Regions from separate parts of the Homo sapiens genome. Here region 2 is linked to region 1. A link is an interaction called in ENCODE POLR2A ChIA-PET data of the cell type or tissue named here. Cell type or tissue: OCI-LY7. All regions are shown on one strand.

Region 1 (8,000 bases):
ATGGATTAAATTGTAAAAGGAAAAGAGTGTATAGGTCAGTTTCCAGGAGAACCAAGTACGAGCTTCCACTTGTCCTCTTAAGTGGAATCACACAGGCAATACTTAATTCTCCCAGGAGTATTGTCTGATAACAAGTATGGGATATTGCCAATCACAGAAGCTTACCAAATAATTGTTTCCAGGGTTTGATTGAGGGTCAGTCACATGGGCATGGAGAACCCACTTACCTGATCTTAGATACGTAGTCTTCAAATGGCCCATATGAATACAGCATAACCTAGAAGCCCCAGGTACGCAAAAACAGGCAAGCAGAATAAATCATACCATGAGTGTAAACTGAGCCAAAGTATATAAAGATGCCCTTATCGGACAGGATATTCGAAGACAGGATATTTCAGAGGTTGTCAGGGCCAGTTCTGAAGACCCCAGATAGTTGAGTTTATCCTTTACTGCACAATACTAACATTTAAAAATATATAGATGGCTAAGTTTCTAATGTAATTACATTTGGCTCTTTTATTTTGCCAGTACAGAAGAAAAATGAGTCTTCAAAAATATGAGTTAATTATTCTTTATTAATTTGATCAACTATCTATTTCTATTTAAAACTATCATTCCAGATGTGGTCTTCTTACCGTACAGCCCATGGTACCCTCCTTGTAGCTTTTAATCTGTATAGTATTTCCTCCCCCTCCCTAACCCACAAAAGGAAAGCAAACTTCCTCAGTCATTTTACTTGTTCTTAGCAGGAGAAACACAAAATGTCAATATTAGTCTCTAAATTTGTACATTTCAGCCTCTGAAGAAAAAAGTCAATTTGCCTTTCATTATCCCATTAAAGGACACAGTTATCCACCATATTGAAGACAAAACATAATATGGAAAACTGGAAATATCAGCAATTTAGAATCCTTGTTTCTGTAGGTCCAGGCATCTGGGGGCTTTCTGTGATTCCTTACATGGAAGCATCTTTTTCTAAACCTTATATTTCCTACCACATAAAGGACACAACCCATGAATAAGCTGCTTTCAATTTTCGAGATTACATTCATCTTCTATATGAATGAGTGCATTTTTGAACCATTTACTGGATGCTCTCAAAGGTTGACAACTTTGTTTAAACCTTCTCTTTCTAACATAGGTCCACCTATTAAATAGAAAGCCCTTCTGGAAGCCACAAAACTGATTTCAATTTTCCTACCAGGTATAGAAGAGAAGCCAGGTGGGATCCTGTATTTATCCACTCCCTAGTCTGTCAATCTTAAGAATCATAAGGTATAGACTATGCCATCATCAATCATTTAAAGAACATTACAATCTAGAGCAGTGTTATAAAGTATTAAAAAATACTGTTGCAAACAGTGCTATAATTGTTAGAGAAAACGTAGAGTCATGGAACAAGTACCATCTGTTGAACAAGTGGCCTTGAGTCATCTCAATCTTGACAAGAATTTGATGTGTGCAATTATTATTCACAATTTAAAAATTAGTAAACATTAGTTTAAATGAGTAGTTCAAGGTCCCATAGCCATGAAATGGCACAACTGCTCTAGGTTGCCTGAATCACCAGTGTTTACTCTAGTAGCTTAACATTCAAGGCATACTTCTTTCTAGACACTCCAACAATGGAAAAGCAACCAAACATTAGAGTGCCTGAGATTCTTCTCAATATATTGAGCTTGTACTTTAGAATTCGATAATATGACTAAATACTTCAAAGTATCATTAAGTAACTGAATTCATAATGAGAACTGATAGAAATAAGAATTTACAGAAGAATTTTTTTTTGGCTGGTAGAATTAAAAGACTGTTGTTTTAATCAAACCTCTCTCAATGATGAAGACAGGTTATGTTATTACTGGTTACAGTATAGCCAATTGTGTTATTATCCTTTACCTTTTTTCATTTAAGAGAAATCAGCTAAGCCACATACCTATACCACTAGGATGAGAACAATTAACTATCAGACACCCTACTGGGATTGGAAATTATCTTGGGACACTGTCTCACTTGTCACAGACTAGAATATATATACTCATCCCTTATAAGAATTATTTCTAAAACCTAGAGAAAAATGTTGATAGCCCATTGTGCAAAATAAGTGATAAAATTCAAAGTTCTTGATGGTGCTGAGGTAAGTGATTTTTTCCCTAAAGCATTAACAAAATGTTTGTTGTGAATGTAGCAAAGACCATGAATTTGCCTCAGATAAAATGTATCTCTGCTATTTCTGTGTGTGTGTGTGTGTGTGTGGTGTGTTTCAGTTTGTGTATGTATGTGGGCTAAGAGTGGGCAGAAGACGGTGGTAGCATAGACCTAAGCTTACCTTATCCATGGCAATTAGAAAAAAAAATGTCACGCCCAATTCGTTGTGTACCTTATTGCCATGAGAAGGAAGCTGACTATGCCTATTAAGAATTTTTGGAAAAACAATGGTGTAATAATTTTCTGTAGCAGCATGCTAAACCTCAGATTTTATAAGCACAAATCACATATTCACCTGCAGTGTGGTTAATTGTTTGTGTTTGTTCATATAAAAACAAACTAGGAGAATTTGTCATTTCAAAGTCAGATATTGAATTGTTAAATAATCATAATAGCATTAATAGTAATAATTATAATATATAATAACATACATTTTGATGCATCTACAGCATACCAACCTCTGTAAAGCTACCTAGTTCAATCTTGATTTCAGTCTTATAATATATTATTATGCTAATTAAATATAACAAATAATTTAGGCATAGAGAAGTTCAATGAGTTCTAGAAAATTATATTTGGACCTGAGGTTATTTATACTCATTTGCCTAACTTCAAATCCTGTGTGCTTAAGCTCAGCACAATGCCATTTGTAAAGAAAAGATTGAGTGAAATCAGTACTAATATTTCTGCTATCTGCGTATCTCCTTCAAAGAGAATAGCAAATAAAGTTTATTAATAGACATCTTTTAGAAATAGGAGGTTTGTCAAATGAGATTTCCCTAAGATCCAGTGGGGTCCAACTCATTTTGGGAGATTTTTCTGATTTCAGTTCAGAGCAGCGTGAGATAAATCCTGTAGGAAAAGGAAAGTTGTCTTGAGATGCTCAGTCTCTCACTGGACAATTGACTACAAAACCCCTTTAAATCGTTTTGTAGTTGTCATGGGACTCAAGAAAGAAAAATAAGACTTTGATCCCATAACTTGTTTTTGGATATAATATATAAACTCATTAAAATCATTAATGGAAATGTCACTTGTTTGGATGAGCCTGTGTATTCGATTTAGCCATCCCATCGGAAATGTTAGTGTGGAAATTTGCTAGGGTTGGCCAGGAATAATAGAGAAAATATACATCCAGTTGTGAGGATTTGAATATTATATAAAGCTTGCAAATGTGTACATTTTTCTAGTATTTTTTCAGAGTTGGGATTTCTTCACTATAGTTTTAGGTACACACATTGCATTCTTACCCTGTCAAGTTATTTGCTCTTCTAAAAAATCTGAGTTCACAAAGAAGGCTGGCTTCTCTTTTCGGTACATTTAGAAGATTCCTTGCCATTTGGCTGGAGAAAGGAGGTTCTGAGGTTATCAGGCATGATAGAGACAATAGATCTCATAATTTCCCTTAGTTACTCACTACGTTACTCACCATAGACACTTCTCACTTCCAAATGATCTAGCTTCCTGCTTAATATTCCATTCGCATTGTATTTTATTTAAAATCATCTCAGCTTTTCTTGTTCTTGATTATTTTTTCATTTTTCCATACAATGTTTGTCCTTACAGAACCAGTTTAGAAGTCCAATCGCATATGCAGCCCTTCAAAACATACTAATGTTTCTGGAACCTCACACCAAACAGTGCTTACTTCAGAGATTAGAAAGTAAACTAAATCTTGAAAAAGAAAGCAACAATGATAGGGCATGAGTAAAAGATTTAGTATGCCAAACAATACATTTGTATATAGCACACACACACACACACACACGACTTATTTTTACAACAGAAAACAAATAATGCATCTATGATGTCAAAGACAAGATGAATATTGAGAATGATCTGGATATTTCATGGTGTTCAGACAAAAAAAACCCCAAAACAATCAAAATGGAGTCAATTTATTTATTTTTAATAAATTTTATTTAATCAGCGCTCACACAGTGACTTGTATGTGTAGTCACATAAGTGATGTAGGGATGTCTACTTACTAGGAATATTTATTTATTCATCTTAACTATCACAGAAAGTCAAATAACTATACCAAAGTCACACAAACAGTAAATAGCAAAGCCAAGTTGTAAATCCAGCCATCTCTTCCATAATTACCATGCTCTTAACTACCACGTTAAGTAACCTCCCAACATCACAGATATTCTTCTGTGTGATTACACAGTTTTAAATATGGACATTCTTTCATATTTTATCTCAACTCTCCTTTATGTAGAAGAATGTGATTTTAGGGTTGCAAAAAGAGAGCTTTGCCTCTAAAGATTTTGCCAACTCTCATTATTCTACTAGGTCTCATTACATGAGCTACATTTATCCCTTTCAGCTTGTAAAAACTATTATCATCACATAAAGTGCAGCGCGTTTAAAGAGGTACTATATTATAAAACACCACCATCTAAATAACATTTTCTGCTATCAATGGTGATCTTTAATTATTATACTTCCTTTAATCAAATGACAAAATCAAAATCAAAATTTACAAAAAATGACATCTCTGTGATTTTACTGACCTTCTATTTGATTCCTTAGAAGAGAGAATAAAGATACTTTTGGTTCATCCATAACTCAAGTTAACTCACATCTGCTGATACTACCTAGGTCCAGTGGGAAAAACAAGAAAACTAAGATGTTGGAGAGTAATTACACCATGCCAACTGAGTTCCTATTTGTTGGATTCACAGATTATCTACCTCTCAGAGTCACACTGTTCTTGGTATTCCTTCTGGTATATACATTAACTATGGTCGGAAATATACTCTTAATAATTCTAGTTAATATTAATTCAAGCCTTCAAATTCCCATGTATTATTTTCTTAGCAACTTATCTTTCTTAGACATCAGCTGTTCTACAGCAATCACTCCTAAAATGCTGGCAAACTTCTTGGCATCCAGGAAAAGCATCTCTCCTTATGGGTGTGCACTACAAATGTTTTTCTTCGCTTCTTTTGCTGATGCTGAGTGCCTTATCCTGGCAGCAATGGCTTATGACCGCTATGCAGCCATCTGCAACCCACTGCTCTATACTACACTGATGTCTAGGAGAGTCTGTGTCTGCTTCATTGTGTTGGCATATTTCAGTGGAAGTACAACATCACTGGTCCATGTGTGCCTCACATTCAGGCTGTCATTTTGTGGCTCCAATATCGTCAATCATTTTTTCTGTGATATCCCACCTCTTCTGGCTTTATCATGTACAGACACTCAGATCAACCAGCTTCTGCTCTTTGCTTTGTGCAGCTTCATCCAGACCAGCACTTTTGTGGTAATATTTATTTCTTACTTCTGCATCCTCATCACTGTGTTGAGCATCAAGTCCTCAGGTGGCAGAAGCAAAACATTCTCCACTTGTGCTTCCCACCTCATAGCAGTCACCTTATTCTATGGAGCGCTCCTGTTTATGTACTTACAGCCCACCACTAGCTATTCCCTAGACACTGATAAGGTGGTGGCAGTGTTTTATACTGTTGTATTTCCCATGTTTAATCCAATAATTTATAGTTTCAGAAACAAGGATGTGAAAAATGCTCTCAAAAAGCTATTAGAAAGAATTGGATATTCAAATGAATGGTATTTAAATCGTTTAAGAATAGTCAATATCTAACTTACCCTTCCAATCTCATAAACAGCAATTATGCCATGAACATCTTATGTGTTAACTATTTTAAATTTATCACATTTTCAGAAATAAAGATAACTTGTTATACTCAGTGCATTAAAATGCTTCATCCTCTCTTCCAAAAATGTTCTCTCCACAATTCTACTCTATAAAACATTACCTAATTAAACATAGTCATTATTTATATCCAATTAGTGTTTCTAAAATGCTTTGTACATTGATTCTGTTCTTTACGATGTTGTATTGAAGGTAAATATTGACTTTTCAGTCAATCAATCGGTATTAGAAGCTACTTGGCAGCAGAGCATGTGTATATTGGCTTGTTTTTTCCACCACCTGTTTGGCACCTGGTATACTGCATGTCTTCCTTATCTGTGTGTTTAGGCCATTTATGCATAGAGTTCCATTATTGGAACACTAAGCATCCTACTGCTCAAGGTCATCGCCAAGGTCTGATTTCAAAAATTCAAAATATTGTAACCTCAGACATAAATTTAAGTATGGATGGAGGGATGGATAGATGGATAGATAGATGAATGACTGGGAAAATACAGCCTTATTTTATTTGGACAGTGAGTCTATATTTGTACTCACAAAGCATTTGTCAATAGAGATATTTTATAATACCAATAATCTGTTAGGGATACTGATGGTGGTTTCACTGGTTCTCAAGAAATTAGAAGACATGTAGCAATAGTCTCATTATTATTAAGTCAGAATGAAGATACATCACATTGTCTTTGGGCTAAGTTGATTACTGCAAGAAATTCCCTACTTTTTCATTCAGAGTGGGTAATTGTGAAAAACAAGTTTGTGAATACTATCAAGATTATAAACTGTAGAATTTCCTAATTATTTATATTCATGTTGCTAACATAGTCTTTGAGGCTCTATCTTCAAGAAGAGGTGAAAATTACACTGATCTTTTATTCTGTAAATTTACAATGCAAGGCAATTAAAGTATAAACAATTTTTACTCTGTAATCGATTTTGATAATTAAATTATCAGATTTTTTGTGGTTTATTCTGATCTTTCAGTCTGAAGTCTCTATTTACTTTTTGTCTTATTTTGACAAAGTTAAAGTGATACACCATGTACATGTGAAATAAAAAAGTGTGCATTTTGTAATAATTATGAAAATATAAATGGTTGGATTAGTTATATTGAATTTAACCTTGGACATGGAGACAATAAGATAGCACCTAATGAAATGGATTGTTTTGAGTATTAAGTAAAGTTATATATGTAAAATTACTGGTATATGTATATGATTTGAAAATTAAATAATCTAATATTTATAGACATACCATGAAGATACTGTGGGTTCTCTTCTAGATCACTACAATAAAGCAACTGACGCAGTAAAGTGTCACACAAATTTTTAGATTTCTCAGTGCATATCATAGTTATGTTTGGTGGCTGGCAAGATGGTCAAATAGGAGATGCTCCAGTCTGCTGCTCCCAGCAAGATCAACAGAGAAGGTGGGTGATTTCTGCATTTCCAACTGAGGTACCTGGCTCATCTCATTGGGACTGGTTAGACAGTGGGTGCAGCCCATGGTGGGTGAGCAGAAGCAGGGTGGGGTGTTGCTTCACCCGGGAAGCACAAAGGGTTGGCAAACTCCCTCCACTAGCCAAGGGAAGCCATGAAGGACTGTGCCATGAGGAACGGGTGCACTCTGGCCCAGATACTATGCTTTTCCCATCGTCTTCACAACACACGGACCAGGAGATTCCCTTGGGTGCCTACATCACCAGCTCCCTGGGATTGAAGCACAAAACTCGGTGGCTGTTTGGGCAGGCACTGAGCTAGCTGCAGGAGTTTTCTTCATACCCCAGTGGCACCTGGAATGCCAGCGAGACAGAACCATTCACTCCCCTGGAAAGGGGGCTGAAGCCAGGGAGCCAAGTGGTCTAGCTCAGCAGATCCCACCCCCATGGAGCCCAGCAAGCTAAGATCCACTGGCTTGAAATTCTTCCTGCAAGCATAGCAGTCTGAAGTTGACCTGGGATGCTCGAGCTTGGTTGGAGGAGGAGAGTCCGCCATTGCTGAGGCTTCAGTAGGCAGTTTTCCCCTCATAGTGTAAACAAAGCTGCCAGGAAGTTTGAACTGGGTGGAGCCCACCGCAGCACTGCAAAACCTCTGTAGCCAGACTGCCTCTCTAGATT
Region 2 (8,000 bases), 91 kb before region 1:
CATTTTGTAATAATACACATACTTCTACACATCCTTCAATTAGAATTTTCAAACACACATTTCATGCATGGTTTTCTACCACAGTACTGGATTGATCTCCCTATGAGGATACAATTACGATAGTGTAATAAATTAGAGATAGTATTCTTTTTCTGAGATTCCAGCAAAGAACGTTCCTCACATTCAGTAACACATTGGTGTATTTAAAAACAAGAGATAGTAAAACAAATATTTTGCATTGCAATTAACCTATATTGCTCAAGCCACTAAGAAAATGTTTCCAAATTGCTTTATGATACATTGGATGTAGAAAGTTATCAACATGTTATCACCTGCATTTTAAAAAATATTATTTGGCTTTTTATGATTGCTTTTCTAACATTCTAGCCTCTATCATCTTATTTTATTACATGCATTTTAATTAGTGTGAGATATTATAAAAACATATCTTATAACAAACATGTAAGTGTATATAATGTCCAGGCACTATTCTCAGCTCTTAACTGTATTAACTCTGTTCACCATCAAACAATCAATAGCATATGTGCAATATTCATCCCATTTTACAGATAAATGAGGCATAGAAAAATTAAGCAACTCATTCAATATGCCACTCACTAGCCAAGTATAGATCTGGCATATAAATCAAAGCAATCTGACTTATTTTCTTATCCAGTTATCCAGTAATCTACACTTATAACTGAGATATTCTACAGATAGATACGCACATGTACATGCATGCATACTTTTCTGAAATATTTACTATATCCCTTAAGATGGCTTGATGAAATTGATTTTAGCATAAATCTCAAGCTAGTAATAACTGAAAAGTAGTATAACTAGCATTTAGCAGGAACTTTGAAACTTTTAAATGATTTTAAAAATATTTTAGGACTATGAAATTCATTTGGCTGCATTAAACAAAGTGCTTGATAAAATCCCTAGTGTGAGAGGTTGTGTGTGTGTACAGGTAAGGTTGTTGTAAGTTCCCAATTACAGTATGTGATTGAGAAATTAGATGTATCTTGAGATGCTTTATCTCATGAAGAATCTACCTTTGATCTTAGAACTTTCTCAGCTGCATCCTTTACATCTTTATTTCTCAAACTATAAATCAACGGATTCAGCACTGGAATGAAAATGGTGTAGAACACTGAGATAATTTTATCAGTGTTTGGAGAATACAGGTAGCTGGGCCGTGAGTAAATAAAGAGGAGAGTCCCTTGGTAGATCGTCACTGAAGTCAGGTGAGAGGCGCATGTAGAAAAGGTCTTCTTCCTCCCACTGAAAGAGCGGATCTTTAAGACTGAGAGAAGAATGAAAAAGTAGGAGATGATGATGATGATAAAACAAATGATTTCCACTGAGCTGCCGTATGTGGAGAGGAGCCACTCATTAATTGTTGTGTCAGTGCAGGATAGTTTAAGCAGGGGAGGGAGGTCACAGAAAAAATGATTAATAACATTTTTGTCACAATATTTCAGAATAAAGGCAAAGGATGTGTGAACCAGGGAACTCATGTTGCCTCCAAGGTATGACAAGACAATCAACCGCATACAGATGCCCCTAGACATCACAACTGTGTACAATAAAGGGTTACAGATGGCGACATAGCGATCATAGGCCATGGCGGCCAGGATGAAGGATTCTGTATCTGCAAAAGTACAGAAAAAATAAAACTGCAGGGCACACCCATAATAGGAAATAGATTTGTTCTCCGAGAGGAAATTGACCAGCATTTTGGGAACAATGTCTGAGAAATAGCAAAGGTCTACAAATGATAGGTTGCTAAGGAAAAAATACATGGGGGTTTGAAGGTGAGGATCAATCCTGATCAACAGCATCAATCCAATGTTCCCTATCAGAATTATAGCATACAATGTCAGAAACATGAGGAACAGGACAATCTGCAGTTCAGGGCGAGTTGGAAAACCTAATAGAATAAACTCAGTGACCAACGTGTAGTTTCTATCTGTAAATTCCATCTTCTGTGTTGTTTTCCTTTTATGAGAATTTCTAATACCCTACAATGCTATAATGATGAAAAAAGAAAAATAATTAGATGTAATTATAAAGTTATTTTATTGTTTAAAAATAAATAAATGGCAATAAGATAAAGAAAGCAAGCTCAAACTTTTTTGAACTATAAACTCTGAGAAATATATTTCAGAATTTAGTAATATCATATTTCATGGTTGCAGGTTATATTTTATTTGATTACTATTTCTTCCATTGAACAGTTGACTTCCTATGTGCATGGATCATGTCTGATTTGGCTTACCATTTTGCACCCAAAATATTAAACAATTACTGGCCCAGAGTATTAAAAAAGTAATAAATTAATGAACAGACTGATGATCACATTAAGTAAAGAAAATATGTATATTATTAAAAATGGACTGACTTATAGAGTGTTCCTTTGAATAAGAATTTTAGAACATCTGCTTCTTGTTTTCAGGATTTGATAGATACCGGTATGCTGTGTCTCTTGACTGAGTAAATAGAGTGGTGTGATGAAATATGCCGGCTAATTTTTTTTTTACTGTAAAGCAGAAGCTTTAGCGAAATAAAAACAAATGTCAGTAAATACCAGCTCTGAGGATATTTTTGACAGAAAAGAGCTTAGTGTAATTCCATAAACCCTGTTCACATACTAAACTAAGCTGATAAAATTAGTTAACTACTTGTTTCAATACTTCTGGCATTTATCGAACTCCTTGGCTTCCTGGAAATGCTCATTAAACATTAGTGGACTGACCAAGTACAGTCAGCAAAACATTTAGTTATATGTTAACTTGCAATTAAATAACATTACTATATATGGCATCATCACTGATTAAATTTTATAAGTAAAGAACAATTGTTGCATTTATTGTTATGGTAGTATAATACAAAGTGTTGAGTCAGAAAAATCTGTTAAACACTGCTTCTGAGGTCTCAAAATACTTACAGAATTATAAAAATTTTTAACTTGACTTTGAAGTACAAATAATTTGATTTTGACCATGAAGGATAGACTTGGAAATACGTAAAAAACAAAACAACAACAAAAAAAAGCAAGCAAAGCATCAATCTCTAAAGTTCATGTTGAGAGGGCCAAGATGGGAATTAAAAATATTTGAGTCACTGCCTCATTTACATAATAGATATTATGACAATGACAGTGCTAAAGACAATTTATTTATCTCATGTAAGCAATAAAACTACCCAATGACATAAACACTGAGAAGCCTATTGATAATCAGAAGGGTTAATCACGTGCTCAAAGTGCTGCCTTATGTTATCACCTCAAAGCGTGTGAATGAGATGCAGCACTACAGCAGGACAGTGGTTATTCTCATTTTGCTTGTTTGAAAATAGTCAAGGTATTTAGACAATATAAGACATCACTTCGATTTAGGAGGAATTTGATTAGATGCCCATCTTGGCTGCATGGGGGCTGTGTGACCTTGTGCCACTTAATATAAATTATCCTAATCTATACTACAACAATGATAATAAATATCTCATAGTGTTTCTGTATGGATTAAATAGGGAAAATGTTCTGCCCCCCCTTTCTGTCCCTTTATCTACCTACTTATCTTTCCATGTGTCATTCTTTAGGGAGACTGACATACAGTAGATAACATCAAAAATTAGTTTTGATTGCCACGCTGCCATTTTATTCTTAGATTATGACTAGAGCTACCTGTCAAATTTTACTAACAATAATTGTCACCTGTATAATGCTTACTATGTGTAATGCAATATTCTTAACACTTCACCTATAACTCATTTAATTGTCACCAAAAAACTAACAAAATTACCATGGAGTTACTATCATTATGATCTTTTTCTTACAGATGAAGGAAACTAAGAAAGAGAGAATTTGAGATTTAGGATGTGATGGAAACAGGATTAGAACCCAAAATTCTGACTCCAAAGCCACATGATACACTGGTTCTCTATAAACAGGATTCTTTTTATTAGCTCCATATTTTGGATGAGAACATTAATGCTTAGGATAGTATCTCAAGGTCATTCAACATGTAGTTGACCAGTGCAATTCAAACTCAGGGGTGTATGAAATCAAAGCCCATGAAAGCAAGCATGAGGACGGGGAGAATATTAACAGTATGACCATTCTATGGTTCGCATACTTCCCAAAAATGTGGGGCATGTATTCTTGGCAACTTCACATTGGTCATTCCTTCTGATAGTCAAAAAATTCTATTTAGAGAAATATTAAAAGGAAGAGAAGAGGCATGAGGATAGTGGTAGGAAAAGACAGTGATTCTTGGATTCTTCTTTTTAAAAGGGAATTAACAAATAAATCTTACTAACATACTATGATTCAATAAGTTCTTTCCAAACATAACAAAACAATCTTATGTTATAAAATAAGTTAATTCAAGTTATAAGGTAGGTAGATATGCTTTGGTTCTCCTATCAGTAACAAAAGGCTTATTTAAACAAAAGACATTTTAGACCCTGTGGAAGCTATATCAGAAAGGGTGATAAAAGATAGATTACCTTGTCAGTACAATATTGAATGATAAATGTACTTTCAAAACTATTTGTACTCAAATCAGTGGTTCTTGCTCTCAGACCAACAAAAGTTGATTTTTTTTTTTTTTGCACGATTAAAGCCAGTCCAATAACCGCAGAAGCTACTTACTGAGGAAGGAACTGTTGCAAGTTGCTTAAGGGAATAATTTCACCAATACAACCAAGGGCTTTTACATGAATTCTTATGTCACTGGGGACCTAGTAATTGAAGGATTCCAAGCATGTTAATTTCTGAGAGACTCCTAGAGAATAGTTACTAGGCTTATTGCCAATGTAAATATTTTCTCTAGAAACACATTCATAATTTTCATGGAAATGCTGTTGTGTTAATTTGAAGAGGTAATTTTCATTTTCAGTAATATCGAGGAGGTTGTTTTTAACACTTGGCATTCTACAAAGGACCGTCTTTATTGTGGAGGTTCTTTACAAATAGTTCAAATATTTAAAACTGTAACTACTGCCATTTAAATTTCTCAAAAACCACATGGAAACTCTAAAAATATTATTTATGATTACTAGTACTGAAAATTAATGAATTATTTTTGTGGCATTGAAAGCTTCTGTAGAGCTTAGTATCACCAGATGTTTTCTGACAAGACAGAGGACTTTATAACACCTGGTACCAAAATGTATCAGGACAATGGCAAGGTCATCTCAGTAAACACAGGTTGTCATCATCAACTTCATTATTCTGATATACATTGTATAAGATAGCTTCATTCAAACAACTGTAGTTAATAGCTAATTGTAATTAGTGCAGCCCCACCAATTATAGTCTCTTTATTTTCACAGTATAATGCAGGTTTATTTATCATGCCTATATCTGGAGTATCACAGAGGAAATCTTCTTAAAACTTATATCCATTGCAAAAATCCATTTATGAACCTACTAAAACATGGTCAGAAGCCTCAGCTTAATTATTTTTTAGGAAAATAATTTCACAACTTCAATCCACTGTGTACATTCTAACTATTGAAAAAAAATCTCAGTTACTGTGAGCTCAAATCTGAATTCATATTTCCTCTTTATTTGTGGTATGATCCTTCTATATAACTGCACACAATACTGAACTTATTTTGTGATTTAGGAAAATATAGTGATAGGGTTGGTGAACTGAAAGTTAACTCTATAAAGAAAAAATGAGAGTTTGTCATTTTAGTATAATATGCTCATACAAGGAATTTATCATTTAAAAAATTTTGAGGTAATTATCATTTTGGTAATGAAGTTATTTGAAAAACATTTTAAAAATTTACTCCGTAAATCTAGTTTTTTGAATATACTTCTTTAGAAATCACAAATTTAAATTTTAAAAATTAATTATTTATAATTTCATTCATTAAAGGAAAAAAGTAACCGTTCTCTTTTGCTAATCCTACTCTTCGGAAAGGAAAGTGATAATATAATATTCTAATGGTTGAGTGATTTATGAGAATCTGTGGGCAGAGGTCTAAGCCTGTAAGACGGTTGTAAGAAGAGACTATTCTCTCCAGTATCTGTAGCGTTGTCTCTGCAGAAGAACACTTGCAATCCCTATTTAATTCTTGGACTTTGCACTACTCTTTATTGTGATTCTAAATTTCCCTGACTTAGTATCCAAGAGACATGGAGGGCAAGGAAAGATGGAAGGGAAAATTTCACATGACATAAGTCAATTGTACTTATTATTCAAGTATTCTAGAAAACCACAGGTTTTAGGTATATAGACATAGTTGAGATTTTTCTTTTTAACATCAGATCAACTGGAAGATAGAAGTACGATAGTGGCTGCTAGTGTTAGGTCTGAGAAGACACTGAAGATAATTTGGCTCTGGTACATGTAACATTATATTATCTGATATAAGCTAATCGCATAGTCAACTGATCGGGTTTATAGTCAACTGATCAGGTTTCTGCCATGTATGGATTACTGATAGAAGAAAGATACATAGTATATACATAATTAAATAGCCTCTGTTATCTCTATTTAAAAAGATATTTTAAAAATTATGAGACTACCACTTCAGGTAGGATATAATAATTAATTATAGTTTATCACTTCCACTGAGAATTTACAGGGAAAAAAAGGAATAAATTATAATTATCTTTGAGACCTGAAACTGTCTATCCCTATACACAACCTAGAAGGTAAGAATGAAAAACACACCTGAAGTCGCATTATTATGACTCTGAAGTTCCTTTATTTTCATTCGCACACCCTAGTTTTTATTTATTTTTTTTTTAGAGATTTTGCCTAGGCAAATATTTTGGCTGCTCATTACAAATATTTTCTGAACACCCCATGGATTATTCAATGAGAAACATCAGCAGAAAGAAAGTTTATTCCCTAGATTGTTTCAATTCCTTGCTTCAAAGCCCTTGCCTTCTATTTCCATTAACTTGGACTGCCATATCTTGATCTAATCCAATCAAATCTTTGCTTGGAAAAACTCAAAACAAATGTCCAATTATTAATAAATTATTTTCCTGCCTTTCCTTACCCCAAGACACTGTCAAAACTTTTTGAGGTTGTATTAGCCCTTACCAAGGTAAACAATAAATGGCTTTCTTATGAACTTGTTATTTTGATGATATTTGGGGAATTAGATTTTGCATCATATGTATACACTCATCACATGTACTAGAATGAGTATAATTCAAAAAAAGGTATAACTAGTTAGAAGTCAGCTGAAGACCTGCATATGTCCCTGCAGGTATTTATCAATTATGAGTATGAGTAAGAGATAGAACGTGGGTTTGTCCACAGTTTTTGGCAATTATGTAGTGCTGAAATACCTAAACTGATGGGAGGATCTCCAACAAATGAAGGACTTCCTATTCACGATATTTTAAATTCAAATTTTGGCATGTAATAAACTAAAGACATAGAAAATATTGGAAAAACAAACTGGTATTCTCTCAAATCTCTTAGTGTTAAGGACATAAAGAACTGCAGTGGATTTGCATTCTGAGAATTAAAGAAAATATAAAACCCAGGAGGAATTGTGACTTGGGGACACAGCCAAACTATATCAGTTGGAGTCTGTAAAACATGCAGAAATTGCGGTAATTGCATGGGATTAGAGTGCACAAACTGCATACATGTGGGGCCTCAAATACAGTTATCTTCCTTCCACAAGATCTGCCAAATTTTAAAGCTGTGTGTAATGTTAGATTGAAGATGCCAGAAACCTCTGAAAACACAAGAGTGGACATTCTTGTAGTCTCTTCTTGTTGAGGAGCCATAGAAAGTCCAAGTTCTTAAGTGCAAGCTGGAAGGAACATGCCTTAGACATAGGGTGAACTGGAGGTATACCGCACCTTACCGAAACAATAAGTATGATCAAACCCTAATTGTTTTCTGATCGGATTAAGTTTATCAGCCTTAACTTCATTACAGAGAGGATTGAACGCTCTGGTGAAAGAAATCTTCGGGAATATCTTTTTTTTTTTTTTTGTAGTCACTATTTGG

The links. ChIA-PET counts read pairs that join two places held together with the same protein. Peaks named below come from ENCODE experiments on the same cell type or tissue, not always from the same donor. Only the 100,000 strongest peaks of a DNase experiment are listed, where the experiment ranks them.
Region 2: POLR2A ChIA-PET joins it to region 1 with 13 read pairs; 2 of 35 experiments call an interaction of 5 or more read pairs at or near these places.

What each region holds. Positions count from the first base shown.
Region 1 is chr11:56,025,579-56,033,578 of GRCh38, forward strand. OR5AS1 (olfactory receptor family 5 subfamily AS member 1) reads left to right here and starts at 2,076. Exons shown (of 2, transcript NM_001001921.2): 1 at 2,076-2,134; 2 at 4,813-8,000. The coding sequence starts at 4,841. The coding sequence ends at 5,815. In OCI-LY7, no CTCF peak of the experiment used is centred here; no DNase peak of the experiment used is centred here.
Region 2 is chr11:55,934,416-55,942,415 of GRCh38, forward strand. OR5I1 (olfactory receptor family 5 subfamily I member 1) reads right to left here and starts at 1,985. Exons shown (of 1, transcript NM_006637.1): 1 at 1,041-1,985. The coding sequence starts at 1,985. The coding sequence ends at 1,041. In OCI-LY7, no CTCF peak of the experiment used is centred here; no DNase peak of the experiment used is centred here.